Linked DNA regions of Mus musculus: regions 1 and 3 are each linked to region 2. A link is a loop called in an ENCODE intact Hi-C map of the cell type or tissue named here. Cell type or tissue: gastrocnemius. All regions are shown on one strand. Each heading gives the region's core, and the rest is flanking DNA. Links, peaks and the distances in the headings are about the cores only. Region 1 overlaps Selplg (selectin, platelet (p-selectin) ligand). Region 2 has its middle 8.6 kb from the start of Aym1. Region 3 overlaps Gm30812 (a long non-coding RNA gene).

The links. A loop is a pair of places that touch in the nucleus more often than their neighbours do. Peaks named below come from ENCODE experiments on the same cell type or tissue, not always from the same donor. Only the 100,000 strongest peaks of a DNase experiment are listed, where the experiment ranks them.
Region 1: it touches region 2 in a loop (6-fold over the local background); 22 of 42 quality-filtered maps call a loop at or near these places.
Region 3: it touches region 2 in a loop (9-fold over the local background); 18 of 42 quality-filtered maps call a loop at or near these places.

What each region holds. Positions count from the first base shown.
Region 1 is chr5:113,812,048-113,822,230 of GRCm38, reverse strand. It overlaps Selplg (selectin, platelet (p-selectin) ligand), which reads left to right. Exons shown (of 2, transcript NM_009151.3): 2 at 1,983-4,433. The coding sequence starts at 1,988. The coding sequence ends at 3,241. Gm42004 (a long non-coding RNA gene) reads right to left here. Exons shown (of 5, transcript XR_878692.2): 4 at 8,350-8,478; 5 at 7,247-7,928. It also overlaps the pseudogene Gm19931. Among named protein-coding and RNA genes, the nearest start is that of Selplg, 13 kb to the left of the region's middle. In gastrocnemius, for the core only: a CTCF peak has its summit at 6,268 (motif pointing right); a DNase peak (open chromatin) is centred at 6,291.
Region 2 is chr5:113,360,838-113,371,020 of GRCm38, reverse strand. No RefSeq gene overlaps it. Among named protein-coding and RNA genes, the nearest start is that of Aym1, 8.6 kb to the right of the region's middle. In gastrocnemius, for the core only: no CTCF peak of the experiment used is centred there; DNase peaks (open chromatin) are centred at 4,893 and 7,647.
Region 3 is chr5:113,466,533-113,476,715 of GRCm38, reverse strand. It overlaps Gm30812 (a long non-coding RNA gene), which reads right to left. Exons shown (of 3, transcript XR_389557.3): 2 at 3,016-3,170; 3 at 533-1,213. Among named protein-coding and RNA genes, the nearest start is that of Gm30812, 6.9 kb to the right of the region's middle. In gastrocnemius, for the core only: a CTCF peak has its summit at 5,104 (motif pointing left); a DNase peak (open chromatin) is centred at 5,105.

The DNA.
Region 1 (10,183 bases), core at 3,261-8,260, 450 kb before region 2:
TTAAGAGAGCTGGCTGCTCTTCTAGAGGTCCTGAGTTCAATTCCCAGCAACCACATGGTGGCTCACAACCATCTGTAATGGGATCTGATGCCCCCTTCTGGTGTGTCTGAAGACAGCAACAGTGTACTCATATACTTAAATAAATAATTCTTTAAAAAAAAAAAAAAAAGAACTTTGTATGTGAGGTGGGGGGATTGCTCAGTGCGTCAAACCCCATTTCCTCCTGGTGGTGGTGGCGCACGCCTTCAATCCCAGCACTTGGGAGGCAGAGGCAGGTGGGTTTCTGAGTTTGAGGCCAGCCTGGTCTACAGAGTGAGTTCCGGGACAGCCAGGGATACACAGAGAAACCCTGTCTCGAAAAAACAAAACAAAACAAAATAAAACAAACAAACAAAACATTTTAACCCAACAACAAAACAAACAAAAAACAATAAAACAAACAAACAAAACCCCAACGGGTTGTTTTGGCCCACCAAATTTTTTTTCTATTCTTTTTGTTTACTTTTTATTTTTTAGAGACAGGGTTTCACTACATGATCTCTGTGATCCACCTGCCTCTGCCTCCAGAGAGCTGGTGTATCCTCTCATACCCTGCACAATTTTTCTTTTTCTTTTTTTTTTTTAATTTCATATTTTCAGGCTTTGGGAGTGGAGCCAGGGCCTCGCACACTCTCAGCCGGCTCTCTAACAGTCACAGCCCCTACTTGCTTCTGCTTTGAGGGGGTTGTTTCTTTGTGTGTGGGGGTGGGGTGGGGAGGGTTCGAAATGGGGTTTCATGTAGCCCAGGCTGGCCTCAAACTCACTATGCAGTTGGATGAGTTTGAACTCCTGAGCCTCCTGTTTCTGCCTCCCAAGTGTGATTACAAACATGTGTAACCATGCCCAGACCCTTCCGGCTTCTTTAAATCTTTTTAAAAATATATACATACATTTATTGCTCTTTCTCTCTCTCTCTTTCTTTCTTTCTTTCTTTCTTTCTTTCTTTCTTTCTTTCTTTCTTTCTTTCTTTCCTTCCTTCCTTCCTTCCTTCCTTCCTTCTCTCTCTCTCTCTCTCTCTCTCTCTCTCTCTCTTTCTTTCTTTCTTTCTTTCTTTCCCTTTCTCTTCTCTCTCTCTCCCTCTCTTTCTTTCTACATCCTGACCACGTTTTCCCCTCCCTCCTCTCTCTCTTCCCTTATATATATATATTTTTTTGTTCTTTTGAAACAGAATCTCATTGAGTTACACAGCCTGGCCTTGACCTCAGTCTATAGCTTGGCCTCCTGCAGTCCTGAGCTTAGTAGAAATATATTATTTTAGGGGTTGAGAGAAGGCTCAGTGGTTAAGAGCACTTGCTGTAGCTGGGCGTAGTGGCCCACGCCTTTAATCCTGACACTCGTCCTGAGTTCCAGGACAGCCAGAGCTACACAGAGAAACCTTGTCTCGAGAAAACAAAAGCAAAACAAAACAAGCACTTGCTGTTTGTCCAGAGGACCAGGGATTCCCAGCTCCGACAACTGTGTCTCCAGTTCCAGAGGATCCCACACCTTCCTCAGACACTGCATACACAGGATGCACAGACATCCAAGCAGGCCAAACACAAAAATAAATAGATTTTTTAAAAAAATGTATATTTAATCGCTGATCATGGTAGGTCCTACTTATAATCTCAGCGCTCAGGAGGTTGAGGCAGGAGGATCACTAGTTTAAGGACAGCTTAGGGAGAGACTCTTGTCTCAAAGATATAATAATTAAAATTAAAAATTAAATAAAGAGGGGGAAAAAAGAAAGAAAACAAAATTTAACTCAAACCTTACGGGAGGGTAAGGAACCTTCTCTGATGGTCGGTTGGCATTATTTGTGTGGATATGCACAAAGCTTCCAGCCAAGGGTCTCAACTCAGGAGATGTCTGCCGCCACCGTGCCTGCCCCAGACCAGGCCAGCACTGTCTTGAGGTCCTCGGTGGGGGCAGGCTAAACCATATCTCTGCTCCTGTCTCCTCAGGTACCATGTCCCCAAGCTTCCTTGTGCTGCTGACCATCTTGGGCCCTGGCAACAGCCTTCAGCTGCAGGACCCCTGGGGGCATGAAACCAAGGAAGCCCCGGGTCCTGTGCATCTCCGGGAACGGAGGCAGGTGGTTGGGGATGACGATTTTGAGGACCCTGACTATACGTATAACACAGACCCCCCAGAATTGCTGAAAAATGTCACCAACACCGTGGCTGCTCACCCTGAGCTGCCAACCACCGTGGTCATGCTAGAGAGAGATTCCACGAGCGCTGGAACCTCCGAGAGAGCCACTGAGAAGATTGCCACCACTGACCCTACTGCCCCAGGTACAGGAGGGACAGCTGTTGGGATGCTGAGCACAGACTCTGCCACACAGTGGAGTCTAACCTCAGTAGAGACCGTCCAACCAGCATCCACAGAGGTAGAGACCTCGCAGCCAGCACCCATGGAGGCAGAGACCTCGCAGCCAGCACCCATGGAGGCAGAGACCTCGCAGCCAGCACCCATGGAGGCAGAGACCTCGCAGCCAGCACCCATGGAGGCAGACACCTCGCAGCCAGCACCCATGGAGGCAGACACCTCAAAGCCAGCACCCACGGAGGCAGAGACCTCAAAGCCAGCACCCACGGAGGCAGAGACCTCTCAGCCAGCACCCAACGAGGCAGAGACCTCAAAACCAGCACCCACGGAGGCAGAGACCTCAAAACCAGCACCCACGGAGGCAGAGACCACCCAGCTTCCCAGGATTCAGGCTGTAAAAACTCTGTTTACAACGTCTGCAGCCACCGAAGTCCCTTCCACAGAACCTACCACCATGGAGACGGCGTCCACAGAGTCTAACGAGTCTACCATCTTCCTTGGGCCATCCGTGACTCACTTACCTGACAGCGGCCTGAAGAAAGGGCTGATTGTGACCCCTGGGAATTCACCTGCCCCAACCCTGCCAGGGAGTTCAGATCTCATCCCGGTGAAGCAATGTCTGCTGATTATCCTCATCTTGGCTTCTCTGGCCACCATCTTCCTCGTGTGCACAGTGGTGCTGGCGGTCCGTCTGTCCCGTAAGACCCACATGTACCCAGTGCGGAACTACTCCCCCACGGAGATGATCTGCATCTCGTCCCTGCTACCTGAGGGGGGAGACGGGGCCCCTGTCACAGCCAATGGGGGCCTGCCCAAGGTCCAGGACCTGAAGACAGAGCCCAGTGGGGACCGGGATGGGGACGACCTCACCCTGCACAGCTTCCTCCCTTAGACTCCCCTGCCTGCCCACCTAAGCGAGACCTTTGCTAGCTCCACTCTCACCCGCTGGTCACAGAGGTCATAGATCTGGGCTTCCTGGGTGAAATGTATTCACGGGAGTCTTTAGAGCGCCCACCGCTGTGTGTCTCCCTGCAGGTCACTGGATACCTGTCCTTGCGTTCTCCAGAAAGACTCAGCTCCCTTATTCCACTCCCAAAAGCTACTCTGTTGGTTGCCATGGTAACCCGGTAAGAGAGGAGCTTTGTGGGAGGCCGCCATGTCTGCTTCTCTGATTCCAGTGGCAGGTAGCCTGGCTTTCCCAGGTCCCTGGCTTGGAGGGATGGTCCTTCCTTTGGGCCCGTGTGAACCAACGAGTTTCCGTACAGTGACAGAATGACCTCGCGCTGCGGCCTGGCCCAGCACAGGCATCCAATAAACATATTATAATAAACGATAGCTGAGTCCTTCATGTGCCTAGGCTGCCATCTCCAGCCCTCCCGGAGGGCGCTTAGACCATTGTCCACACCGCTCTTAGACATCTAATACATGCTTGGGCAACTGCAAGGGGCACTGGAGGGTTTAAGCGACACGTGGTAGGTAGCATATGCCCATCACCCAAGCAGTACAGGAGTTCAAGGTCATCCTTGGCTCGTTAACTGCCTGGGCTACATGAGACCCTGTCTCCGAGAAAACTAAAGCTGGGTCTGGCTGGCTGGCTCAGCCGGTGAAGGTGCTTGCTGCTACGCCTCATGGCCTAAGCTCCAGGGGGGCCCTCATGGTGGAAGGAGAAGGCTGACTCTCCAAAACTGTTCTCTGGCATCCATACTCACAGGTAAATATGAACACAACTACACAAGCTAGAGAACTTTATTGAATCTACCCTTTCCAAGGTGGGTCAAAGGAGGAAGGTCCCTTTGGTGTTGGCCAATTTCTTTTTAAAGATTTATTTATGTTTATGAGTATGCTGTCACTGTCTTCAGACACAGCAGAAGAGGGCATCGGATCCCATTACAGACTTGAGCCACCCCGTGGGTACTGGGAATTGAACTCAGGAACTCTGGAAGAGCAGTCAGTGCTCTTAACAGCTGAGCCATCCCTTCAGCAGCCCTGTCAGATTTTTTTTTTTAATCACCAAAGAGATTTTATTCAAGTTTCTAACACAAATGAGTTATTTTGGTTTTGAATTACAGAACTAAGTCCAAACTGAAAACAAATAGTTTCTCTTTTATGTTTGTTTGCTTGTTTTTTCAAGACAAGGTTTCTCTGTGTAAAGGAGGCCTGGGTGCTTTGGAATTGCTCTGTAGACCAGGCTGGCCTTGAACTCACAGAAATCCACCTGCCTTCACCTCTTGAGTGCTGGGATGAAAGGGGTGCACCACCACGCCTGGCTCCCTTGCCAGTCTTTAAGGTCTACCAGGCCAGGCCCTTTGCAGCCTTTGCTCTGTTTTTCCCTCGTTTCTTTTCTCTGTTGGCTTTGTCTTTTTCTTTGCCTCTGGTTTATCCACACTGGGTACTGGCCATGCTGGTCTAGAAGAGTCTTTCTGTTTCTCTTAATTTCAATTTCCATTTTCATGTCATCCTTTTCCTCATCCGCGCCACACCGCCCTTCCTCGCACTGCATTTTCTCCTGGAGAGGTTTGTTATCTCCTCAACGTCTTTCATTAGAGCATTTCCGTCCACTCTGAGGATACTCTTCCATCTGTTGAGCTCTCTTGGCGCAGTCTTCTCTTGTCAGCACGCATCTTCCTCTTCTACTTACTCCACAGGCTTTTAGCCATGCTTCACCTGAGAGACAGGACTGCACACCACGTGTGGGATGCCAACCACAGATTTTTTTTTAAAGGCTAAGATGGTGAGTTCACACTCTTTTATTGTTTTTGTTTGTTTGTTTTTGTTTTTCGAGACAGGGTTACTCTGTGTAGCCCTGGCTGTCCTGGAACTCACTTTGTAGACCAGGCTGGCCTCGAACTCAGAAATCCACCTGTCTCTGCCTCCCAAGTGCTGGGATTAAAGGTGTGTGCCACCGCGCCCGACTAGAGTTCACACTCTTAACCCCACCCTGGGGGCAGCAAAGACAGGCATAGTGGTTCACTGGTCACCTAAAGTCTATCCTACCTCCAAAAGGCCAGGCCAGGCCAATAAGAGAGCATCTCAAAAGAAAGTTACTGAACAACAACAGCTGAGATGTCCTCTGGCCTCTATGTGCGCGCGCACACACACACACACACACACACACACCTATAAACAGGCAACAAGCTGGATCAGGCTCTGTGAGCTTATTAACCCCTATTTGCAGAGCAGCGAGACACAGGGTCACAGTTTTGTCAGCTTTCTGACCTTGGCTTTAGAGCCTATGTTCCAAGAGCCCCTCCACCCAAGCCAGCCACGAGGGCTGCCCATCTGTGGGCCACACAGATGATGGACATGCCCACCTCACTCAGACACCAAGGCATCATGGCACCCATAACTCTCACGCTGCTTGTCCTGCCCCAAGTCCTTCCTTCCATCCTTTCCACAGACAGAAGGGGACAGCTGCTTGAACCATACAGCATCCTGTCTCCTGGAAGAATGATGGTTTTTCTCTTCCAAAAAACACTCTCTGGAGCCTCTTTGGGAAGAAGAGGCTTTGCCCTATCTGCAGAGGGTGTGACCCACAATTCCAGGGCTCGAAGAAAAGGCTTCATTATGGGAGAGAGGGATGGAGAAGGAAGAGAGCCACAGAGAAAGACAGGAAGGAACGTGGCAGGCGATGGGGCCCTCAGGGACAGAGCAGGGAGTGTAGGGAGATGTCCCAGTATCTGGAGGTGGCAATGTCTGCTGCTTTCCTCTGGACCTGCAGAGGCCGCCAGCTGGCGGACTGAGCAGATCCTGGGTTTATCCTCCCTTTGGATCAAAAAAAGTAGCGGGGAGGATTCACAGACCTGGAAGCTACAGGATTTGAGGGCACCATAACAATTCCCCAGGGTCCTCGTCCCCTTCCTGGGGATGCTGTATAAGAACGTTTTCTTTCTCGGATGGGTCACCCGCTGGGTGAGGTGAACAGCCACCAGGGGGCGCCAGCCACCTGCTTCTGGGAGGAGGTGTCCGGAGGCCCAGCTCGGGGTTTTGAGTGTGGAAGCTTTTGGCTTTTCTGGCAATGTATTCGCTAAACAACTGATTCTCAAAACGTGACACCTGGCCTTGGGAAGATTCCAGGTGTCTCTGGCTCACAGATGCCCCCCTCTGCCCCATCTCTGTATGCCCCTGACCACGCAGAGCCTGAGTCGGTCAAGGCACCCTCTCAGCAAACCCACACAAGTCCTCAGAACGTCTTGAATCCCTTAAACGGTTTCTAAAGAGACCTTCAAATCTCCATTCCACAGAGGAGGAAACGGAGGTGCAGTGAAGTGAAGCCCAGCCCGACCCCCATCACACAGAGAATGTGGGAGCCCGGGCCCTTCTGCTCTTACTGTGACATCATCCCATGCTCCAGATCACACTGGGGTTCTGGGGGAATTCTGTGCCCCCAAAGACTCATCCTGCTGACCTTCCCTGACACTCGGAAGTCTCTCTTATTGTCCTTTAATTGTTCCTTGAAACAGAGAAAGAGCAAGGATACTTGGAAGGGTGACTGAAAGGGTAGAATCCAGCCCCTCTCTGTACAGAGCAAGACAAAGCAGAGCTGGGGCCTAGCACAGAGGGTTGGCATTTTATTCTGCACTTACTACACGCCTGACACCTATATTATCGCACTCACACCGGGGGTGGGGGCTGTAAATAGGGGTGCGACGATCACCTGAGCTGCTGCCTGGGGGAAACTGGAACTCAAAAATTGGGAGCACACAGATTGCATTGCCAAAAAGCCGGAAGAGGCGGGGAGGGGGTCGGACAGGAGGTGGGGTCAGGCATAAGGGGTCAGGCAAGAGAAGGGGGACTAAGTTTATGTTCAGTCCGTGACTCCGCCCATCGTGTCAGGGGCTGCCCCCTCCCACCACCCCCTCCCCCCCACATGGATGTTGACAGCTGATCCCGGCAGTTTTTCTCTCTGCCACTCACACAAGCCACAGGGTGTTAGAGCGTGTACTAGCATGGACCCAGTGGTGCGAGTGAGAGAAATGAACAAGGCAGGAGTGGGGGTGGGGGTAGTATCCAAAAAAGGATGAGTTAGTTGCTGCGGGGGCGGGGTGGGGGAGACTGAGGATGCTGGTAGCTCGCAGCTGAACCCAATGGATGAACGGATTAATGGAGGGTGGAGACACACCTGCGAGAAACTGGAGTTAGAGTGAGAGGAAGAGCTAGCTAAGACCTCAGGGTTCCAACGTGGGCCCTTGGGAAAGGCAGCAGAGGGTTGTAGAGGGCTGGGATGAGGAAGGGAGGGGTCCCTAAAGGCCTTCCAGGTGCTTCCCCGAGGCAGGCGCTGTTTGACACCATCATCCGTCAGAGGAATGCACAGGGAAACCCCACTGAGGGTCAGGGCACACCGAGACTGAAACTGAAAAAGAGCAGCACCCGGCTGGATGGGGAGGGGCTGGGGTGCTCCGCATGGTTGATGGGGTCCCATATGTTACACCTGCTCTGAAACCCAGTTGGGCAAGTTCCTATAGAGCTCACCAGTCGCTGTAAAGCTTGGGCATCCCACTCGAGACCTTTACCCGAGAGGATGCAAACACGTGCTGATCTGAACGGGTCCACAGGTTGGGAGCAGCCTCAGTCCTAACAGCCTGCGAAGGGGTAACTACATTGTGATATGTCCATACAGTGGGCTAGTACTCAGAATAAACAAAGCGGTTCCCAGCACACCCGCAGACCCGGTGAGCTCACGGACAGAGCCAGGCTGTTTGTAGAAGTGAATCCCAATGACACACTATCCAGGAAGGGGCTGGAGAGATGGCTCAGCGATCGAGAGAGCATTGGCTGCTCTTGCAGAGGACCTGGATTGGGTTCCCAGCACGTGGGAGCTCACAAACACCTGTAATTCAGCTCCAGGGTATTGGGTGTCCTCTCCTCACTCCCATGGGCACAGACTATATGTGATTCACATGAATGTATGCAAGAAAAACAGTCATACATGTACAAAAAAATCTAAAAAAAAAAAGTTCAGGAAAGGACTGGAGAGGTGAATCTGCGCTTAAGAGTACTCACCGTCATTACAGAGGACATGAGTTTAGTTCCCAGCATCCTCTGGTCGCTCACACGCAACTGTCACTCAGGCTCCAGGGTATCCAGCGCCCTCTTCTGGCTGCTGTGGGGACTTCATTCACCTACATATGCCTGTACAGAAACACATCTACATGTATAGTTGAAGAATTTAAAAACTATAAACGATCAGAAGAGCTTGGGAGAGGGCTCCGTGAGTAAAAGTGTTTGTCAAGCAGAGAATCCGAGTTTGAATGCTCAGAGTCACGTGATGGTTCCTGGGATCTCAGTGCTCTGTGGTGAACCGGAGGCAGAGAAGGAACAATGTCCCAAACACAAGGGCTCAGCTCACTTATCAGAGCTGCTTCTGGGCTCTGGATGGATTTAGCCACCACTCTGGCCTCCTGTGTGTCCTCACGCTTCTTCTGGGGAATGACATTTCACTCCATCCTTACCCTGGTACTGGATGTGGAGATGAGCCTGATCTCTTGTCCTACAGGATGGGTGCCTCTGTGTCTATCCATGTCACCCAGAGGCCATTGTTTACCTGTTCACAAGTTCTCTATTCCCTGGGTTAGGAAGGATATGGACAGGCTGAGACCCAGCTGGCTGTTTTCTGAGGGCCTCTTTGTGCCTCCTGGGTGGTCCCTAGGCAGAGGGCAAAGGACACTGCCACCCCCACCTACCTGTGCCCCTCCTGCAGACAGTCCCGGCAACAAGGATCCCTTACTGCTAGCTAAGTGTGATCCCTTGCTGCTAGCTAAGCATGATGCCTTGCTGCTAGCTAAACCAGTTGTCACGCTCTCCCACTGATCTCTCACCCAGGTGGGTCCTTGCACATCCATCACCGTGGGGAACTCAAGTGGCGGACACACACACCAGGTAAGAGCAGAGAGAGGAAATGAACTCACACTCAGCTCAGATCCCTTTCTAAAGACTTGTGCCATTTGAAATCCTCTCCTAAGGAATGGTGCTACCCACAGTGGAGGGTTCTCCCTGCTGGAGGAAATCTCCTGTAGACACGCCCACAGGGCAACCAACCTAATCTAGTTACTTCCTCTTTGAGACTCCCTTCCCAGGCTGATAATCAAAAGCCACAGAGCCTGAAAATCAGAGATCTGGACTACTCCCTCCCCCAGTATAATGGTACTTTTTTTGGGGGGGGGAGTCAGGTGCAGTGGCACACACCATTAGTCCCAGACATCAAGAGGTAGAGACATGTTGAAGAATAGAAAATTACTGGCCTCTTGTGAAAACATGAATTTTTTACCTCGGAGCCCACCCCCTCCCATCTAGAGATTGTTCCCAGAACACTCCTAAACTTTTCACCCCAAAACTCCTCACCCTAAAGTTCGAACCCTCCCAACTAAAAACTGTTCCAAGAACATTTTTGAGATAAAGGCCTCCTGGAACAACCTCAAAATGAACCAGGTACTCCTTAGTTACGTAGGTTCCTTGATAGGACATGACTCCTTAGTTACGTAGAATCCTTTGGCAGAACCCCTTGTCCCTTGGCAGAACTCCCTAGTGATGTAAACTTGTACTTTCCCTGCCCAGTTCTCCCCCTTTGAGTTTTACTATATAAGCCTGTGAAAAATTTTGGCTGGTCGTCGATTCTCCTCTACACCACTAGGTGTCACTAGGTGTACGAGTTTCGACCCCAGAGCTCTGGTCTGTGTGCTTTCATGTCGCTGCTTTATTAAATCTTGCCTTCTACATTTTATGTATGGTCTCAGTGTCTTCTTGGGTACGCGGCTGTCCCGGGACTTGAGTGTCTGAGTGAGGGTCTCCCTTCGGGGGTCTTTCAATGTGAGTTCAAGGCCAGCTTGGCCTACAGGGA
Region 2 (10,183 bases), core at 2,874-7,873:
GTCTTGTCCTAAAGTGCCCTGCTGACCCCTGCTGACCCCTGCTGACCCCTGCTCTTCTGGCTTCAGGGTGCCCAAGGTGGAGAGGCTGAGGTTTCCTCCTCAGCTGTATTCTCTGCCTCTCCATCTGGGCCACCATCTTTCCCACCCCAGGGCCTTGGCGGGTGCTCCTCTGTGTGCCTGGGAGGGTCTTCCTTGAGCCCTGTCCTGTCCCCATCTCCCAGTGACATCTCAGCTCTGTCCAGCTTCCTCACTTGGGCACTCCTTGGGGACACACACACCCTCACTCTCTTACATACTGCATTTGTCCTGGTAGGTTCTCAATACATCGAATGAATGAATGAATGAATGAATGAATGAAAATATGAAGCTAAAGCATACTGACTGATTCTGAGCGTGCTAGGCACGGGGTCCTCACCTGTGCCTGAGGCTCTGGGGAGTGACACCTCCCACCCCTCTCCCCATGTTGCTTCCTCAGAGAAGCACACACTCCTGTCCATTTTCTCCCACGGGGGCTCTACCACCTGATGTTCCCAAAACCTCCCCGAACAGCACAGCTGGCTGGGAGCCCAGCTTCTGAACACTCTGAACTGCCAGGGGGAACATTTTACATCCAAACCACAGCACCATTCTGATGGCTGTCTGTGCTCGAGCAAAAAAAACAAAAACAAAAACAAAAACAACAAAAAAAAAACCCTCCCCATCTCTGACTTGATTTTCCCATCAGAAAAATGGGACCAATACTCACACCCGAGCAGACAGTACAAGATCTGGAATGCCGGCAGTCCTGCAGCTCACTGTGTGGCCCAGGCTGGCCTCAGACTCTTGCCTCTGTCTTCCCAGTGTTGAAATCACAGTCAAGAGTCAACACAGCTGGGCGGTGGTGGCGCACGACTTTAATCCCAGCACTTGGGAGGCAGAGGCAGGCAGATTTCTGAGTTTGAGGCCAGCCTGGTCTACAAAGTGAGTTCCAGGATAGCCAGGGCTATACAGAGAAACCCTGTCTCAAAAAACAAAAACAAAACAACAGCCAAGTCAACACATCTGGAAGTTCTGGGGTTTTTTAAAGTCCCGCTCTCTTCTGGGTATTTACTTGGACCATGGGAACTGGGATCTGCAGAGCTGTCTAAATATGGCTTCCTCTCTCCATCTGGGCTACGGTCTCCATTATCTGCCCATTTTACAGATAAGAGGCCCAAGCATCAAGGAATTCAGGCTAAGCCCCAAGTGTAGAAAACTGCACTGTCATGTCCAAAGGCCACTCAACCTGACTGGAAACCTGTTCCCTTCCCACCGCACCTGTCAAACAAGACGGACTCACACAGAGCTCCAAAGCTGAGAGCAGACAGGCCCTGTCAGGGGGAGCTCCTGCTGCCTCTGGCCACAGCCCATGGGATGGAGGCCATCCACCTCGCTCTGCTCTAATTGCAAGGCCCCTCCGCAGGCAGGCTTGGTAAACGCTCCGCTCCTGAGCTGACGGCTTTGGGGGCCCTCCTGTCACCCTGTTTTACAGCCCTCTCGTTGAAGAGCAAAATCTGTATTGATTTTAGAACAACTCAAGCTGTAAATTACTGGCCATGATCGGCTTGGTAACCCTGAGATGAGAATCTATTGACTGGACCGGGGGCTTAAATCTAATTATCGTCCCAGGAAAGCCATTGGCAGAGCCGGCTCAAGGCCTGCTCGGAAGGGAACGCTTAAACAGCCAAGAGCTACATGGGGGGAAAAAAATCTAGCACGATCCCAGGGGCTCTGTCGAGCCTAAGAAATTCTGTTGGCCACCAATCAGCCTTGGGTGACTTCTGTAATTACCAACGGTGATATTGTGGGGCCCGGTCAAGTCTCATAGCTTGTTGCTCAGCTAACAGAGGTAGCCTTGATGCATTTCTATCTGTTCCTCAAGAAGGAAAGGAAATAGCCTTGTGAGAGGCTTTGACCAAGGTCACACAGCTACCCCGGAATATAGACCTTAAACCCGCCCTTCACTGCTGTTTAAATGCAAGCATGGGGCTGGATGGACCAGTGGTTAGGAGTGCTTACCTGAGTACAGTACACCACCTCTGTGTGGTGGCTCACAGTCACCTGGACACGAGGTGGCGTGAGAGCTGCTTTAACAAGAATGGCACCTACAGGCTCATATATTTGAATGCTCAGTAGCCTGGAGTGGAATTGTTTGAAGGGATTAGAAGGTTTCGGAGGTGTGGGCTTGTTGGAGGGAGGGTGTCACTGGGGTTGGGCTTTGAGGTTTCACAAAGTGTATGCTCATGCCAGGGTGTCTCTTTTCTGACTCCAGGTCAGGATGTAGCTAGCTCCCAGCCACTGATCCATTGCCTGCCTGTGTGCCACCATGCTCCCTGCTGTGACAATAGCAAACTAAGCTTGTGAAGTTGTAACACACACACACACTCTGCTGGGAACCGTGTGTGTGATTAGCAACGCCCCAAACACTGAGAATGATAGTGTTCTCACATCTTGCCGAAGGCAGGGATCTGTGAAGAGGAAAAGATAAGATTCAAACAGAGCCAAGGATTAAGCTCTTGGGAAATCTAGATAATGAAGAGATGAATCTTATTCGCACGGGTGCTCGGTACCACAGAGTTCTGACTGGCTTGACACGAAATGAGGGTGCCAGGAAACTCAACAGATTTGTACCCATGATGGGGCAATGAGTGAGTTTTTACTTCCACCCATACTTGGGACTTCGGTTCACTCAACAAACATGCACACACACTGACACACACACACAAACACACACAAAGTGGAAGAGCAGTTATCAGATAGCTCCCACGTAGGAGTCTTCACAAAGGTGTCTGTGAGCAGACACCATGACCAAGGCAAGTCTCATAAGGACAACATTTAGTTGGAGCTGGCTTACAGGTTCAGAGGTTCAGTCCATTATCATCAAGGCTGAAGCATGGCAGCATCCAGGCAGGCATGGTGCAGGAGGAGCTGAGAGTTCTACATCTTCATCTGAAGGCTGCTAGCAGAATACTGGCTTCCAGCCAGCTAGGATGAAAGTCTTAAAGCCCATACCTACAGTGACACACCTACTCCACAGGGCCACACCCACTCCAACAAGGCCACACCCACTCCAACAAGGTCACACCTACTCCAAAAAGACCACACCCACTACAACAATGCCACTCCTCCTAAGAGTGCCACTTTCTGGGTCAAGGATATACAACCCATCACAAATGACTTCTCTGTCCATGGTGATGGTGGAAGGTGAGTGTCCCTGTAGAAAAGGGGAGACCTCAGGTGAGGTCCCAGCTATGCACTCCCCACTGTCTCCAGCTACATGTGGTCCTGGGGTGTGACAGAGTCTAGGATGCAGACATTGACTGAAGGATGGGACTCTGCTCATATGTCTGCAAGATTGTCACTCAAGTTAGGGTCACTGGATGGCTGGTGTCTGATCTGGGCATGCGCAAAGTTAACGTGTGTTACAATTACAGGGGCATGACTAGATTTCAGTTTTTTCCTTTCTCTAAGTCGTGCTTAAGAAAGAGCACGCGACCTGCGTGGCGAGGGGAAAGTTGTCTCGGTGTTTGCAGTCTTTTGTGAAGGAGTTACAAGGGGAGTAGCCTGCGGATGAATCCCAACACGAGTTACCACCAGTTAACAAAAAAGAATCTAGAGTTTGGGATGCTGTTTCTCGGGCTCCTTAAACCACTGCCTTCTCTAATTCTCAAAACTCACTTTCAACCTGAACATTATTTCGGGTCTTGTGTATTTCCCAGAGTAGTTGACTGAGCTGTGGTACTTCTGAGGCCCACACGCCCTCCCCCAACCACAGGATGCTCCCGGGTGGTCCCAAACATACAATGTGTGTGCACTGTGAGTGACTCAGAGATTATTTTGAGGAAAAATGACTTGTTACAAGCCAGGTTGGCTGTGGACTTCTGACTCCCCTCCTTCACACTCTCCAGTGTTGGGTCAGCAGGACTGTGTCACTGTACCTGGCTAAATGCTGTGTTGCTGACAACAAAATTCCCACCAACGTGGCTACCTAGACGTGTGCTAGCAGAGTCAGCGATGGTCACGCGAACATGGCTGGAGTGTGGGCGTCTGAGGACTACTGTCAGCCTTCCCGGGTCCAGTGGTCTCAGGAGTGATGGCCTAGAGGAAAATTCTACCTCACGTGCTTCAGAAGCCTCTGTGTTCTCCGGGCTTTGTCTGTTGTGTGCCCAGCATGTAAAGGCAGCTCAGTAAACAGCCACATCTCTAGGCAGCAGGATAATTGGGCATCTCAGGCATTTGGAGTCTCGTAAAACCTTATGTCTGATTGAACAACCCCTGCCTACGTGTGTACTGTGGGTCATCCCAGTCATTTTCCGGAAAAAAACAAAAACAAAAACACGTGTTTGCATGTGTACGTGTGTGTGAGAGTGTGTGTTTGAGCGCTGTGTGCACAAGATATGTGTGTGATGTTGCATGAGTCCTGGCATGCATATGCCACAGCACATGTGTGGAGGTCAAAGGACGGTCTTGGGTGTCAGTGCCACTGTCTTTTGAGGCCCTGGTGTCAGTTTTGCCACCTTATATGCCAGGCTAGCTGGCTATCACGCTTCCAAGGAGTCTGAGTGCTGGGGTTACACACGCTCGGAGTACACACACTGGCTTTTGTGGGGGTTCCTGCAGGTTTCAACAGGGAACATCACTCTCATTGGACAAACACCCAAAGAGTATTAATGTTGTGGGGTTTTTTGTTTTACACACGGGGTAGGAGCTGTCAGAGACGATCAGTGAAAGAGCCATGCGCATCCTGAGAGTTGGCTGCGGAGTTACCGTGCCACCACCGTGTGAGAACCCAGAGAAGAGGCTCCTTCTCTGGCCCATCCTCTGGGAAGGGCGGGACGCACCAGAACTTGCGGGCTTCGAGGAACCGGGAAGCGAGATGTCATGGCCGGGTACATAGTGACATCTAGTGGTCGGAATGGGAAGTGGACGTCCCTGTGACGTTGAGGATGTTTTAAGGCTGGGATGCGGGTGCAAAGCCACCAAGAGAGGCCATGAAGGCAGCTGTGGCTCCATTGGTAAAGCCTTCTGTGTGAGTATGGAGAGCCGAGTTGGCTATCCAGAGCTCGTGGAACAGCTCGTGGCAGTGTGCACTTGTAACTAGCTCTAAACACGTGTGCATGGGAGCGATCCTGAATGGACCCAGTAGGTTGTGTGTGTCTGTGTGTGACAATTTTAAAAGAAAAAAAAAAAAAGAGGTCATGAATTTGAAGAGTGAGGGGAACACAACAGAGGAGGGGGGGAGAGGTGGAAATTATGTAAATACATGAAATTCTCAAAGAAATAAACCTGTATTTAAAAAAACAAAAACAAACAAATGTTTAGGGAAACCAGCCACACATTAGACATTAAATAAACACTCCATTTCAGTGTGGGTGTGATTGTGTTTGCAACATTGGATAAGGGATATTTCAGGGCTAAGATTTCCTCTCTCCTGGAACCCTTTTCATTCTGACCTTCATGGGCGTCTCCAGAGCCAGTTCTTTCCCAGTGACTTTTGAATTTTTGAGGTCACTTTCTGGGTCTCTGCATTTTCTGTTTCATCTTAAAGGAGGGTGAAGAACACCTTAGCGGGTTGGGGAGTTCTTGACAGCCCTTTCGAGAAGCCATATGCCACACAGGTATTTGAAAAGACATGGCTAAGCTCACGGGTCTGCACCTTCAGTTTCTGTGGTCCCAGAGGAGGGGGCAGAGTATGCGGGTGGCAGACAGATGCCACAAAGAACAAATGGTGATCTGAAATCGTACACACACACAGGATGGATGTGTAACAGCCACCGCATAAGACTGGCAGGCTGTAGCACAGATAGGTCCACCCCGAAGGCCCTCTGCAGCTGGGTTTCCATTTAATTTTGTGATGTGTGTGGTGTAGTGTGGTATGATGTGGTGTGTGTATGTGTGTGTGTGTGGTGTGTGTGGCATGTGTGTGGTATATGTCTGTGTCTGTGTGTGGTGTCTGTTTGTGCCTGTGTGTGGTGTGTATGCATTAGGTTTTTCTATTTTAATGTATATATTGCATGGGAATGCATTTGCTCTTTCATGTGTAGTTAATATTAATCACTTACCACCAGCTGCTAGCAAAATCTTCTTGTAGCATAAGCACATTGTAGGACAACTTTACGCAGAGGCAGAACTTCGAGGATCGCACGGATGTCCCCTTAGTCACCTGCCATCACTCCCTTGATTCAGGTCCCATGCTGGGTCTCTACTAGACACAACTGCCCAGTGGACACTTGTCACCTGTCTCATGTGGCTGTTGCTCTAGAGACTTTAGTGACTGGAGTCAGTTTGTCCCTCCCTCTGGAAGGCGTCATGGCAGCAGTATGACCCAAGGTCACCTATGACCACTCAGATGTCGGCCCTTCACACCTCCGAGCCAGCATGCTGGTATGGAGTCCACACTTCCTGTGCCCCTCCCTGAGGCTCGTCAGTGCGCTGCTCCGTTTCCATCGGGAAGGCTCTGCTTTCGCTCTCTCCTCCGTTCTCTTATCGTGGAAGCCCGGCTTATTCTTTTGCCCTGGAGCCCAAGGTCTTCCAAGAATACACTGATTCCGCAGCTCTGGTCAGCACCCAGTGTGCTCTCAGGAAACAAGGCCCCAGCATCATCTCCTTGGCAGAAAGACTATGAGGGATGGGCCTTCATGTTTTCTCCCTGCCGTTGTTTTGGGTTTCCCTGCTGGTACTCGGTCAATTCTCCATCAGATTTCACCTCCCTTCTCCTGTAAAGAGTGCTCCTCACAGAGTTTCTTCCACCCGAGGACTCAATCCTGACCTCAGTCTGTCCACTCCCGAGTTTCTCTCACCCTGCCTAGCCAGAGCCTTTCTACCTTACTTGCCATTGATCTCTTGTTTTTGGAAAGAGTCCACCTCCTGGGAAATATGTCCAGTGAGAACTGGAACTGTCCGTGCAGCGTTCTTGCCTGACCTACTGTTTTTCTGACACTTGGTTGTGGTGGTGGTGGTGGTGGCGGTGGGGTTGTGGGTTCAGAACCCGCAGTGACACCTTTCCCATCTGTCCACGCTCTTGTGTGATGTTGTTCTGCCACACTCACAGACACTCCCCCAGCCTTCTCAGATCGCGATTCTCTGGCCCTATGTTCCTGCCCTCCTCAGTTGTGATCTGGCCCCTGGTTCTGGTCCCTCAGGACGAGACCAGGCTTTGGGAGAGGACCAGTGCTGACATGGGACGAGAATCTACGGCCGTTCCCAGCAGCAGGTATTGTTGTCAGGGTCCAATATATCATTAGTGAGAGTCTAATATACATTTAAAAAAAAACTCTTCCCTAAGGGTTGGGTTGTTTTTTTTTTTTTTTTTTGGTTTTTTTTTTTTTTTTTTTTTGTAAATATTTTATTCTATAGACTGTAGCTGTCTTCAGACACACCAGAAGAGGACATTAGACTCCATTACAGATGGTTGTGAACCACCATGTGGTTGCTGGGAATTGAACTCAGGACCGCTGGAAGAGCAGTCAGTGCTCTTAACAGCTGAACCATCTCTCCAGCCACCCCCCGCACCCCAACCCCAGCCACCTCTCCTTTAGCCTCGGGATCCCTTGGCCTTTGAATCTGTTGGTAATTTATTGGTTTGATTGTAAGACTTATCTCCTTACCTGGAGACGCGCCATGTGCAGATTGCCTTGGCTTGAGCTACTGGGACACAGTCATGTTTGCATCTTATTTGACTTCTTCAGACTCCCAACACTCATGAACACCACCACATCTGCCTGGGCACCCAGTTGCAGTGGCGAATGGCTTTGGTTCTTTTAGGCATAGTGACTCGCCTTGATGGCCACAGCGACTCACTCATCCCTAAACCCTTACCCACATCACAGGAGAGCCCTCTGAGGAAAAGGTGGAATAAGAGGCCACTATACTGGCTGATTTTCAAAATTCATGTCCGTATATGGGGAATGAAAACCAACACGTTAGCCCCAAATGCTGAGGTGACACTCATTGCTATAGGCAGGGGCTCTGTCTTTTCCACAGCGTCTGTGAGCCCTGAGCACATCATGCCAGATGAGCTGAGGTGGTGCAGAGATGCTGAGCTCACTCGGCTGCACAGACTCATGTTTGGGATCTAAAGCCACTGGGTTCCTTGTGGTAGAGAATAGAATGGTCCTGACCAGGGCTTGCAATCTGGAGAAACAGGGAGCGGTTGGTCCAAGGTTCAATGTTCCCGTGGCACAGGAGGAGACACAAGTCCTGGAGACCTGGGATTGGCTGAGGGCCGAGGGTTGGAAAGCTAAATTAGAATAATCCTAACAGATGAATCATTGGCCGAGGCCAGCTTCCACAGGACTGGAAGGGACTGTGTTGGCTAGCGAAAGGAAAATGTCACCATCAAGTCTCAGCCAACTGTCAACCCTATGAACCACAACAGTGAGCATGAGGCAAGAGACATCCCTGGACACAATGGTTGCACAGAAGTCAGTAGGAGCAAGCAACCACTTTGATTGAATTTAAGGCCTGGGCCACAGGAGGAAACTGTGGTAAACCTGGTACTATAAACCTAGCCAGGAACTCAGAGGCCCCAGGGGTGAAGCTACCACTACTGTTCAGCTAAATGGAAACAGCCTATACGTTTATATCTGTGTGTGAGTGTGTGTGTGTGTGTATGTATCCAGGTTGGGGCCCTCACTCAGACATCAGAGGAGTCTCTCTGTACAGCGGACTGATGCAGAAGATGTCATAAGGAGACAGTGGAGCCCAGAGTCGCTGAGCTGAGCAGAGAGGCTACAACAGTTGGTATATAGTTTGGAGCTGCTGGTATTGGGAAAACTGGAAGAAGAGACTGTTTAAGCACAATGTTGGGGAACTGAGGGAGGAATGGCTAGGAGAAGGGCTTGGCTCAAAACTGAGAGCCAAGAGAACTGGTTACTAACACAGGCAAGAAAAGAAGAGATGGATACTTTGTTTCAAAAAGCCCACAAGGTGTTTGCGGAGGCTTCGGATTGGGACACTCCCACATGGTTTTCTGCAGCAGATAGTTTGTTTGTTTTTGTTTGTTTGTTGTTGTTCTTTTCTCCTTTTCCTCACTCTGGGCTATTTTGATTGTAAAAAGGTTGAAAGACTGGCTGAGCCATTACAAAAAGTATACAAGGCTCAGGGCAAGTTTTCACTGTTTGTTGTTGTTTTACAAAAATTAGGTTCAGCTGTGAGCAAAGCCATATCAGACCCTGATCCAAGTGCTAATTGAGACCCAGGCATTTGAAAATGCAAATACGGAATGAAAAAAAAAGGTTATTAATCTATTAAGGTCGAGGGTGGCACCCAGGGAAGAGTGGATCGGGGAGACGACCTATCTTGGTCCGAGCATATATAATGCTGTTGATAACTGGGCAAGCCATAGCTAAAGACTCTAGATCTCAAAATGTGCAGCGCTTTAACTACAGGGTATATGACAGTTCACAACAAAATTGTGTATGAGACATCTCCAAGGACAATGGTTTTTCTAAATAGGAATCGTAAAGAAGGCCTAGGCTTCCGGGGGTGAGCTGGCAATGTGACAAGGGGTCGCCACTGGACCAATGAGTGTAGATCCAAAAGAGACCCAAGGCAATTTCTTGCCATCAGGAAACAAAATGGGAGCCCCACACAGCAGAAAGCACAAGCTGTTTGCCTCTCGTCAGCCAGAAAGTAACAAGCAGGCAGAAAAGGCTCAACTAAGCATTGCAGATCTACAATGCAGCCCCGCTCTAGACTCGGTCACAGATAAACATCCTACACTACCCCTCCCCCAATTCAGTTTTGTAAAATAACTACTGGAGTTTATGGTCCTTTGCCCTCAGGGACAGTAGGAATGGTCTCAGGAAGGAGCAGTTTGACTTCCCAAGGACTGATTGTGCATCCAGGAATTATAGGTGAAAAATTTCAAAGTAGAAATGAAGATAATGGCTTATGAAAAAAATATGCTTTAACACAGGTGATAGGACTGCTCAGATGTTACTGTTTGTCTATATCCAAGGCAAGGCTGCTCCCTGGAGAACAATCGATCAGGAGGGTTTGGAAGTCCTAGAAAATGCGCATTCTGGCAAACAGTTGTTAATGATCCGAGGCCAAAATTAAAGTTGCAAGAGAATGAGGTTGAAATAGACAGTTTGGTGGATACAGGAGCTGTTGCAACTATTACTTCACAAAAATCTTGGTATTCAGAATGGCCGCTTCAAAA
Region 3 (10,183 bases), core at 3,072-8,071, 110 kb before region 2:
TTCTGTTGTTTTTAAAATATTGGCTGGTATTACTCTGCTACATGCTTACAATATTTTGCTATGTGCTTACAATACTTTTGCTATGTGCTCACAATACTTTGCTACATGCTTACAGTATGTTGCTACATGCTTACACATTTTACCTGTTGGTGACCCCACCCCAAAGACCTTAGCCCCCAAGACCCCGGCTTCTGTTTGAGCTATATTCTCAGCTCAGGAGACGATGCTTGGAAGGAAGTAACTGCTGGGGATGGCAAGATGACTCAGTGGGTAAAGGTGCTTGCTGCCAAGGCGGATGACCAACTGAAGTCCTGAGATTATGCACAAAAATGGAAGGAGAAAACCAACTCCATGAAGTTGTCCTCTGACCCCTCCCCCCATCCCATGCAAACTGTGGTAGAGGTAGAGGTGTGCACACATACACATAAATAATAATAATAAAATAACCTTAAATAACGTCCTTATGAAGTGAGCAGTAACTTAGAGTAATGCAGGAGCATGAATATGAACCGAGTAAGATGACATCTGTGCATCTAAGTGTCACAATGCAGCCATTGCTTTATACACTGAAAAATGAACGAGGAAAAAAAAAAAGCAACTACTTTGCAGCACCTAGAAACTCATTACTGTTAACGTTATTCAGGCGCCGCTCATGCAATGGGAAAGTCACTCCTGGTCCCTACCTTCACTATGTGCCAGGTTTGGCTGACATAACGATGGACCAAAGAACTCATCTGGGCAGAGCACTTAGTAGGACCTCACTCTAGATTACTGCAGAGATGGACATTCAGGAAAACACTGCCCAGTCCAGGAGGGTGTATGCCTCAGTCAGCAATGGCTACGGTAGAGCTGTGTAACAAACAGCCTTCACCTCTAAATGTTATGGGGGGTCCACTGAGTTGTTTCCTCGTGTGGGGCTCCAGATGAAGGAGATTAAAGTCAACTAAGAAGAATGGCCTGGGACAAAAGTCCACAGATGTTTTGAGAAGGACCTCCAGGAAGCAGGGGCCAGGTTGGGAGGGTGGCTCCACTCTGAGAATGGTTCTCAGATTCAAGAAGTGACTCTGGTATCAGGTAGGCTTGAGTTCCAATCCTGGCTTCTTCATTGAGCGAGGCACAATTGGCACAAGCTTGGCCAAGCCTTCGTGTCCTCTGCAGGTCTTGGTGAGGACTGAGTAGGGGCATAATGGGATGTGAAGTTCTTCGTACCATTCTGGAATGAGGTAGAGAGTTGAGTTCTTTGTTACACACAGTGTATCAGCTAGCTACTGCTTCATAACAACCATGCCCAAACTTACAGCCTCAGTCCTTTCAGTTACCGTATGTGAGTTGACTGGTCACTCTTCTGGACCATGTGGACCTGCTTCTGTGTCTGGGTGTTGCATGAGGTGGCTTTTTCCTCTTGGTTTTGGGACAAAGTATCTCTACCAGCCTTAGCAGTCTAGTCTGGGCTCGTACCCTGTAGCTGACCAATGTTACAAAGGACAGAACACCATCCCATTGCCTTAAGAGCTAGGGACTATCAGAGTTGCTTCAGCTATCTTCAATCAGCCAGACTTAAGTGACAGTGCTAGCCCAGGGTCAAGGATTTTAACTCTGTGTGTTAGTGGGAGAAGATGGAGCCATGATGGGAGATGGTATGTGCTGAGAGGGGCAGAAGACTATGGCCATTTCTGCATTCGCCACACGTGGCTCTGGGGTCACGAGATGATGTGGGGGTGAGAGGGAATGTTCCCAAAGCAGGCAGCTCAGAAGTGTTCTCCCAGCGTTGCCCCACAGCAGTCTGCTGTGACAAGCTCTCAGCTTGCCATCAGCGTCAGCAGAGAAAGCCCTGCTTGTCAGCTCCTAGGGCAGCAATGCAGAGTTCAGAACTGTGGTCCCGATCTTAGTCTGAGAATCCTGGCTTGCTCTGGCCGTCCTTAGTTAACTTGAGGAGACACCCAGTGAGGCTACAGCTTTTTCCTCCAGACTGCCCAGAGAGCCCCACTCTGTGTATCTAAAGGGGTGGTGCTGCTGTTTGTGGGAGACTGGATTCTGAGCCCAACTTCCTGAGTGTGAGCTCACAGCTCTTACCCACGGCTGAGCCGCTGGGCCGTGGCATTAGTTAAGTTCTCATTGTGCCTGTGACAGATGCCTCACACAAAAAACTTAAAGGGGAAAGGACTGGGCTTAGCGCATGCCTTCTGTTTTCAGAGGGTTCAGTCCCTAGTCGCTCGGCTTGAGCACTTGGGCAGAACATGGCAGCAAGAGCTGGGAGAGCCTGGTAGAGGTTATACCCTAATTCTTGGTGAACAGGAGGGGGCTGTGAAAGAAGAGGACCGAGATCCCAAGAACACCCCTCCAGTCCAACTCTTGACTTGGCAGCCTATCGTTCTATGAAGTCATTGGTCCATCAATTGGATCAGACTGTCAATCTAAGGTCTCTGAAAACAGCTCACAGACACACCCAGAAGTGGGCTTACCAAACCCCTGGGTGTTTCTAATCCAGTCAAGTTGAGGAACAATGTTGACCACTGAATCTACATTACAGGTAAGTTGGCCAAGGCCCAGAGAGGTCTAGTCACTTGCCAATGACATAGAACTAGGGGGAGCTTCTGTTCTAGGTTGGCGGCTCCTTCCTTTTCTCAGGGCAGATTCCACAGAAGCTGACGATCAATGCTCATGTGCCCTGTTGTCTCTGAGCAGGGCTGTTCTGCACAGGTGAAAAGACTCCAGAGTCCCCTCCTGCATCCACAGGCCCTGGCACCTTTAAGTCAACCACTCCCTCCCCTTGGACATCTCCATCCCTCCATTGTCACTTGCATTAGCAACAGTCAAGGAGACTCCATCCAAGTCCAAACAGGGTGGGTCACATGCAGGATCCTGAGCCTTCAGACCGTTAGAAAGAATCCAGGGGCAGAAGTTTCTCCATTTTCTGCTGAACCCTGATGAGCCAGCCATCGTTTGTCTTGACATGGAAACAATCCACACCTTGCTGGTGCTCACAGTGAGAAAGGCGAACCATATAACACTTACCCAGTGCTTGCCAGTGATCAGGAAAAAGACACAGTGGCTGTGGAGTCCCTGTGAAAGGAGCTGCAGAGCTGTGTCACTGTCGTCTGCATGGCTAGGACTGGGGGCACTGAGAACATCATCAGAAGAAGCTAGTGAGGTCTCCTGGTGCACAATCCCTAAGAGAGACAGAGAAGCCATTAGCAGCAGGAGGGCCGCACTGCAGAGATTTCTGTCCCTTGGCAAAGAGCTGAGAGAAAGCAAGAAGGTTGTGGTGTGACCTAGGGCTGGGTGGGGGGATTTCTGGGAAGGGATCCCATGTAAAACCTCAGCAGCAAATGGTGGGTCCCATCCAGACCTGTTTCTGTAGCCTGCCTGCTGCACTGCTGTGATCACAGCAGCAAAGACCCCAGTACCTTCTCTGTCCATGACTCTTGTCCTTGGCTTTGGGATTAAACTACCCCTCCCCCATGTGCCACCCCTCCTCCATTTTCCCTGCTGCTGTTACAAACACCCAACAAAAGCAACTTCAGGAAGGGAGGGTTGACCCCAGCTCAGAGTCTGAGGGTGTTTTCCATCATGGTGGGGGAGGTCGCGGTGATGGTGGGAGATGGTGGTGAAGGAGCATGAGTCAGAGGGTCACTTAGCATCTGTAGGCAGGAAGCACGAAGTGATGAATGGCAGCGCTCAGCTCATCACATTTTTATTTAGCCCTTGATACCTAAGAGCTGTGAGTGGAGGGTGGGTGGGTCTTCACTCCGCTCTGGAAACATCCTCACAGACACATTCGGGTCTCCCAGGTGACCACAAACCCACTGGAGTCACAGTGAAGGTGAACTGCTCACACCGGGGCAAGAAAAGGCTCAATCCTGCTGGTGCCCTTGTCCACACCAGGAGACCACACCCAGGCTGTTTGTTTGTCTAAGGACCATAGAAGATGGGTGAAAAAGAGCCTGCTGTTGGTTGGATGAGCCCAGAGGGTTAAGAAAGCTTATTTAGAACAGCAAATCAGAGTGGCTGGCCATGCTGCCACACTGTTGCTGTTTATCTCCAACCTTTCTAGGGCTATTTGTTACACAGTAGCCTCATCAGAACGAGAAATAGATACAAAATGGTACAAGTGCATGCTGGTGTAACCCAGCAACCAATGCTGATATAACCCAGCGCTCCCTGCTGGTGTAACCCAGCAACCAGAGACCCGGATACCGGCTCATGTTTGGTGAGGTCTGCTTCTGCCACAAGCGGTGTCCCTGGCAGGACTGACCAGCCGAGATGATTCACAGGTGCTACCTTGCTAATTTCTCTTGTTCATAGAGAATTCCCACTGGCCTCCACCTCCCAGGGATGAGCGTATCTTTGATGCTGCCTCTAGAGCATAGTGCCCAGCGTGGATCAGTCATGCCACCCACTTCTCAACCAAGTAGACACAGGTCAGCCAGGTTCCAGGTTTTGAGTGCCTCTTCACGGGGAATTCCTACAGATCACTTTGCCTGGCCTTAGGATTGTAACCAACTCCAAAGATGCGCACATATCCGAATAACCACAGAACCACATCCCTGTGCTCTGAGCTGGTCAGTAACAGAATAAACTATCTGATAATACACCAGGAATCCCAAATTAAGCTGTTTAATCCTCCCAGGATAGTACAGTCTGTGCCCTTATCATGAGATTAAAAACAAAGCAAAAGCCAGTAAAAGATTTTTAAAATCCACACTATATATAGGGCATGGTAGCTCATACCTGAAATCCCAGCCCTCTCAGATGTTGAGGCAGGAGGATTTTTATAAGTTCAAGGCCAGCCTGGACTACTAGTAAGATAAATATCTTTTAAAAAATCCATATTGCATGACTATATTAGATTTATGATTATATCCACAGTGTTAAACACACACACACACACACACACACACACACACACACACGCGACAAATGGCAAAAAAAGAAAAAAGGAAAAGAAAAAAAGAAGAAAAGAGAAGAGGGAAAGTTAGGATTTTATGGACAAAATCCATGTGGCTAAGAAACAAAGGAAAAGATGCTCACATTCCCCAGCGTTAGGAAAGTGCAAATTAAATACCCTCCTGGACTGTCAAAATGAAAGGAGTTCCAGCGCCCCCTCCTGGCCAGGGTCAGAGCAAAGGCTACATTCTTGTCTGGCAGCAGAGGATCCAGGCCTGGGGAGACTTCTAAGATGGTGCCCTTAGCCACTGTCTTAGTCAGGGTTCCTATTCCTACACAAAACACTATGACCAAGAAGCAAGTTGGGGAGGAAAGGGTTTATTCAGCTTACACTTTCCATATTGCTGTTCATTACCAAAGGAAGTCAGGACAAGAACTCAAGCAGGTCAAGAAGCAGGAGCTGATGCAGAGGCCATGGAGGGATGTTTCTTACTGGCTTGCTTCTCCTGGCTTGCTCAGCTTGCTTTCTTATAGAACCCAAGAATACCAGCCTAGGAATGACTCCACCCACAAGGGACCCTCCCCCTTTGATCACTAATTGAGAAAATGCCCTACAGCTGAATCTCACGGAGGCTGTTTCCCAACTGAAGCTCCTTTCTCTGTGATAGCTCCAGCCTGTGTCAGGTTGACACACAAAACCAGCCAGTACAGCCACCGAGTAACAGAAAATCTTCTACCAGGGGCTTCTGAGCTGGTGTTGTTTACCCTGCCTCTACCTCTTCTAACTTTTCCCTTTTCTCTCTTCCCCTCTTCCCTCCTCTCGAGTTGTCTCTCTTCTCCCTGCCACCCCCCCATCCCTTTCCTCCCCTTCTTATTCTTCTATTGCTTCCTCTCACCCTGCCCCGTGGGCGGTGGGCACCCTTCCCATTTCCACATTCCCCTCTCTCCCTTCCTCCTCCTCTTTTTCGCCCCCCACTCCCTTCTCCATGTCGCCTCTTCTTCCTATTCTGTCTTCTTTCTCACCCTCCTCCTCTTCCTCCTCATCCCCTTCACCCTTTCCTCCATGTCCCCCTTTTTAGTATCAGGAACCTCTTCAAAGAAGATTTTAGAGAGACAACCCCCCCCCCCGGAGCCATGGAACGAGAAAGCACAGTCATGGTTGTAGCTGGGGGCAGAGGGCTCCATCTTCTTTCCTGACATCTTCATCATAGAGTCAAGGAATTTCCCATGATTTCACAGAAGGACATGTGAACAGCCTTCAGAGGACAGGGAATGGCTGAGGCCACACAGCTGATGGTGACTTGGGCCAGCACTGTGCAGTGTGATTCTATGCTGTTCTGTTATCATCGTTAGGACCACCTGGAGTCCTCCCCGGAGCACCTTGCAAGGACACATTGAATGTTTGACAACTACTCCTATTTCCCTAGCAAAGGGATTGACAGGTGACTGGATATGGTCCACCCACAGCAGGAAGAGACCATGCCGTCTCAATGTCAGGCATGTTTTTTACAGTATCACTGCCCCAGGCACGGTGGCTGGCAAAGCCTTGACCAGCCCCTGTGATCTCTCCTACCTGTCAATCATACTCTGTCATTGCTGTCTTCCCTTCCTTCTTTGGGGATTGGGTCTCCATTCCCTCAGCATTCAGCACAGGCCACCTTGGCTACTCAATGGCTGTAACTGTCAGAATGTCCATTCTTAGGGCTCGGCTATGTGTCAGTTCTGGTGGAGGGAGGTGAAGGCAGAGGATTCTGGGGCAATGGTAGAAGATCCCATTGTGTCACCCTGGGCAGCGTGCCTGCTGCTCTGTGCCCTCACTGTTCTACAGAGACAGAGTTGTGATTGTGATGCTGTGGGGTCAAGTGAAGGAAGCCGAGTGACCCAGGAAGGAAGTCTGTACTAGAGCAGCGTTTGGGTGTAGACTGGGCAGAACAAATGAGCGCCATCCCCACCTGGCTGCACTCTGCCTGTTTATCCACTGGAATCTTCTGGCAGTATGACTCCCCTCTGCGGGGTTCTATCCACTCCAAGCTCCCAGAGTATAGTTGGGGGGGGTGTCCTTCCTTCTTAAGATGTTTTAAGGTGTGTGTGTGTGTATTCTGAAGCTGGAGTCACAGGCAACCATGAGCCTCCTGATGTGGAAGCTGGGAAGTGAACTTTGTCTTCTGCAAGAGCGGGATGTGCTATTAACCACCTGGCCTTAGCTCCAGCCGAGTGTGTGGGCTTTTGGGTGGCCTCGCTAATGGACTTAGTCTTTCGAAAGAGCCTAGGTGTCTTCCGCATTATACTGAGTCACATGCTCAATCTCAGCCAATCATTGGCTATACTGGGTCACATGCACACTCTCAGCCAATCATTGGCTATAGTGAGTCACATGCTCACTCTCAGCCAATCATTGGCAAGGGAAACAGCATTTATGAGCCTGTGATGTGCAGGGCTGTGGCTGATGAGAAACCATGTGGGCTTGGGAAAGATGCATTAAAGGAGTGGAATGTCCTGCCCAGAGGGACCTCTGCTGTTTTCAATTTTCATTCTAGGACCCCCCCCCCCCCACTCACTGAAGGCACTCAGCAGCTGGCGAGGGGGATGGTACTCCCTCCATTCCTTCTCTAGAGCTCATCTCCACCAGCTCCAGTATCCAATGCAGGCAGAAACGCATGATGGAGCTGGGAGACATTAACAAAAGATTTTGGGCTGGGTTCAAGTAGGTCGACTCCTTCAGGTTAGGGTGGGTGTCTGCGTGGCGTGATTTTGTTTGTCGTGCCTGAACCTAGTGTGGTAAAGGAGTGGGTCTCGGTTTAGCAATGAACTCTAGAGCTCTTATTTATTAATAACAGTCACAGATGCTCAAAATAAACTATGTTTGGTCAGAGGCGTAACCAGCCCTGGCTACAGTTCACTATGACTTCCAATTACTTACAGCATGGAGGATATTTGGTTAACATCTTTCTCCTTGGAGCTGTGGTGAGGAAGGGGGTGTGGCTGCCTCAGCCTCTGTGGACCCCATGCTAAGGGTAATGAAACCAGACTCCACCCGAGTAAGAGACTGCATCACCATGGCAACTTCCCCACTATGGAGACCCTCTATGGCCAGAGGCATGCCATGGCAAAGAAGCCTCAGTTTCTCCATCCATAAGGCAGGGTCTTGGATGGCTGACGGGCACGAGGCACGAAGGCAGCTTTAGGGTGGGTCCTCCATAGCTAGTCAGCTGCAGAGCTAGGGTGCAAGTGATCTCCAAAGCTTGCCCCGCAACGACCCAGCCCCACCCAGTGGGAAGGAGCAAGGGACCAGTGATCTTTTCTTGAGACTGGTGCTCTGCCATCAGGGCCAGGTCAAAAGTTCCGGTGCTTCTTCTAAAATGGCCCTCATCAGAGAGTCCCTGGAGCCACATGATTCTTAAAACTCTTCAGCATTCTGGAGTAGGAGCTATCCCCTGAGCTTGTTCCCCCACCCCCATCACACCCCATACCCTCTCATTCTCCTGTCTTCCACCCTCTTTCCTTTTCTGCCCTTCTGTCTGTTTTTCTGTTTCTGTTTCCTGTCCCCATTCCCCCCTCAGCTCTTTTTCTTCCTTGGCTTACAGAGATGAGGTCTTGCTGTGCAGCCCTGCCTAGCTTCAAACTCAAGGTAATCCTCCTGCTGAGCCTCCCAAGCTGGGATTCCCTGTGTGGGCTGAGTTCTTTGTTTTACCTAACAGCCTGTCTTACTTCCTAACTTTCCCATAAGCCCTTAAATTTCCCAGTCCTGGAGAACTTCCGGACCAGCAGGCAGCGTGCGGGACACGGGGCAGACGATCTGTGTGAGGACTCTGGTCCTGACAGGGCGGCAGCACTAGGTCAGGCAGAGGCATGGAGGAGGGGCTCACCTTAAGATGTTTCAACTGCTTAGTCAGCACGACTGTCATTCTAGACTGACTCCTGGCTTTGAAATGTCTTAGGATACATTGTCTCTCTTTTGGGAATCTGAGCCTCTAGAGAGCTCTTATTATGAAGTGGGTGTCTTTGCCTTTTCCTCTTAGGCAGCACACAAAACGCTTAAGTACTGCCTGTGGCTAAGCCTGTTTAAATAAAGCCTTATTTACAGCCTGGTGGGTCTGGATCCTGGCTTGCTGACCTCTGTTGTGGAGGAAATCAGAGATGGAAGGACAGGACCAATGATCCTTCCTATCCAGGGTTGTACTTCTTTAACGGAGTTATGGGAATTCTGAGAATCTTTGCTAAGAAGGGTCTGGAGCAGGTGTGGGAGGGGCTGGACACATGCACACCGAAACCTGGGCTGTGTATGAGTGTGTGTGAGTGTGTGTGAGTGTTTGTGAGAGTGTGTGTGTGTGTTGTGTGCATGTGTGAGAGTGAGTGTGTATGTGTGTGTTTGTGAGAGTGTGTGTGTGAGTGAGTGAGTGTGTGTGTGTGTGTGTGTGTGTGTGTGTGTGAGAGAGAGAGAGAGAGAGGGAGAGAGAGAGAGAGAGCACATATTCAGCATTGCAGTGTGACTTTGAGCAGGGTCCCCCATGGAAGCTCCAGCCTCTGGTGCCATGGCTATGACAGCAGCTGCATCTTACAGGCTCACCAGGAAAACAAAGCAACATCAAGTGCTAAACCAGCTTTGGCGTGCTTGCAGCTCTGCAGAGTGCCCGGCAGTGGGAAGGGAAACTCGAAATGAAAATCCTTGGCCATCTATTAGCCCGTAGTGTGAAGAGAGTCTTTGTAAGGCATCTAACTTTTGGGCAAGGCTGGGATAAGCTTCAGGGGCCAATCACAGTGGAGGTTTTTAATCCAGCAGGGCAAATGAATCTCCGAGTTATGACCTCAACACCCCCATATCACCAAGAATATGTGTGTGTGTGGGGGGGGGGGGGGACAGAAGACAGCACCCAGAGCTTCAGGCTTCAGCTGTGGGCAGGGCTGGGTGATTTTCTCCCTCTACTGTAGTGGGAGCTGCTGGGGGAATCTCCATGGTGGGGATGGTTATGACAATCCCGAGCAGCGAGAGGGTTAAGCAGGGCTGCGGGTGAGGCCGGCTTGGGTTCACCCTGGACAGCAGGTGGATTAACAGTGGAAGGCTGATGGCCACTGATCTGCCAGAAGCCTCTCTGAGAATCAGGATTTTCCCAGGCTCGGATGATCTCTTTAAAAGATTAATGAGGCTTTTTGTTCTTCTTTGTATTTATTTGGGACCAGTAGAGTTTCAGGGAGAGTTGCTTCTTGTGGCCAAATCCTCTGTGTGTGTGTGTGTGTGTGTGTGTGTGTGTGTATTTTAATTTGTAGAGTTCAGGCTAATTAATAGCGCCAATATTGT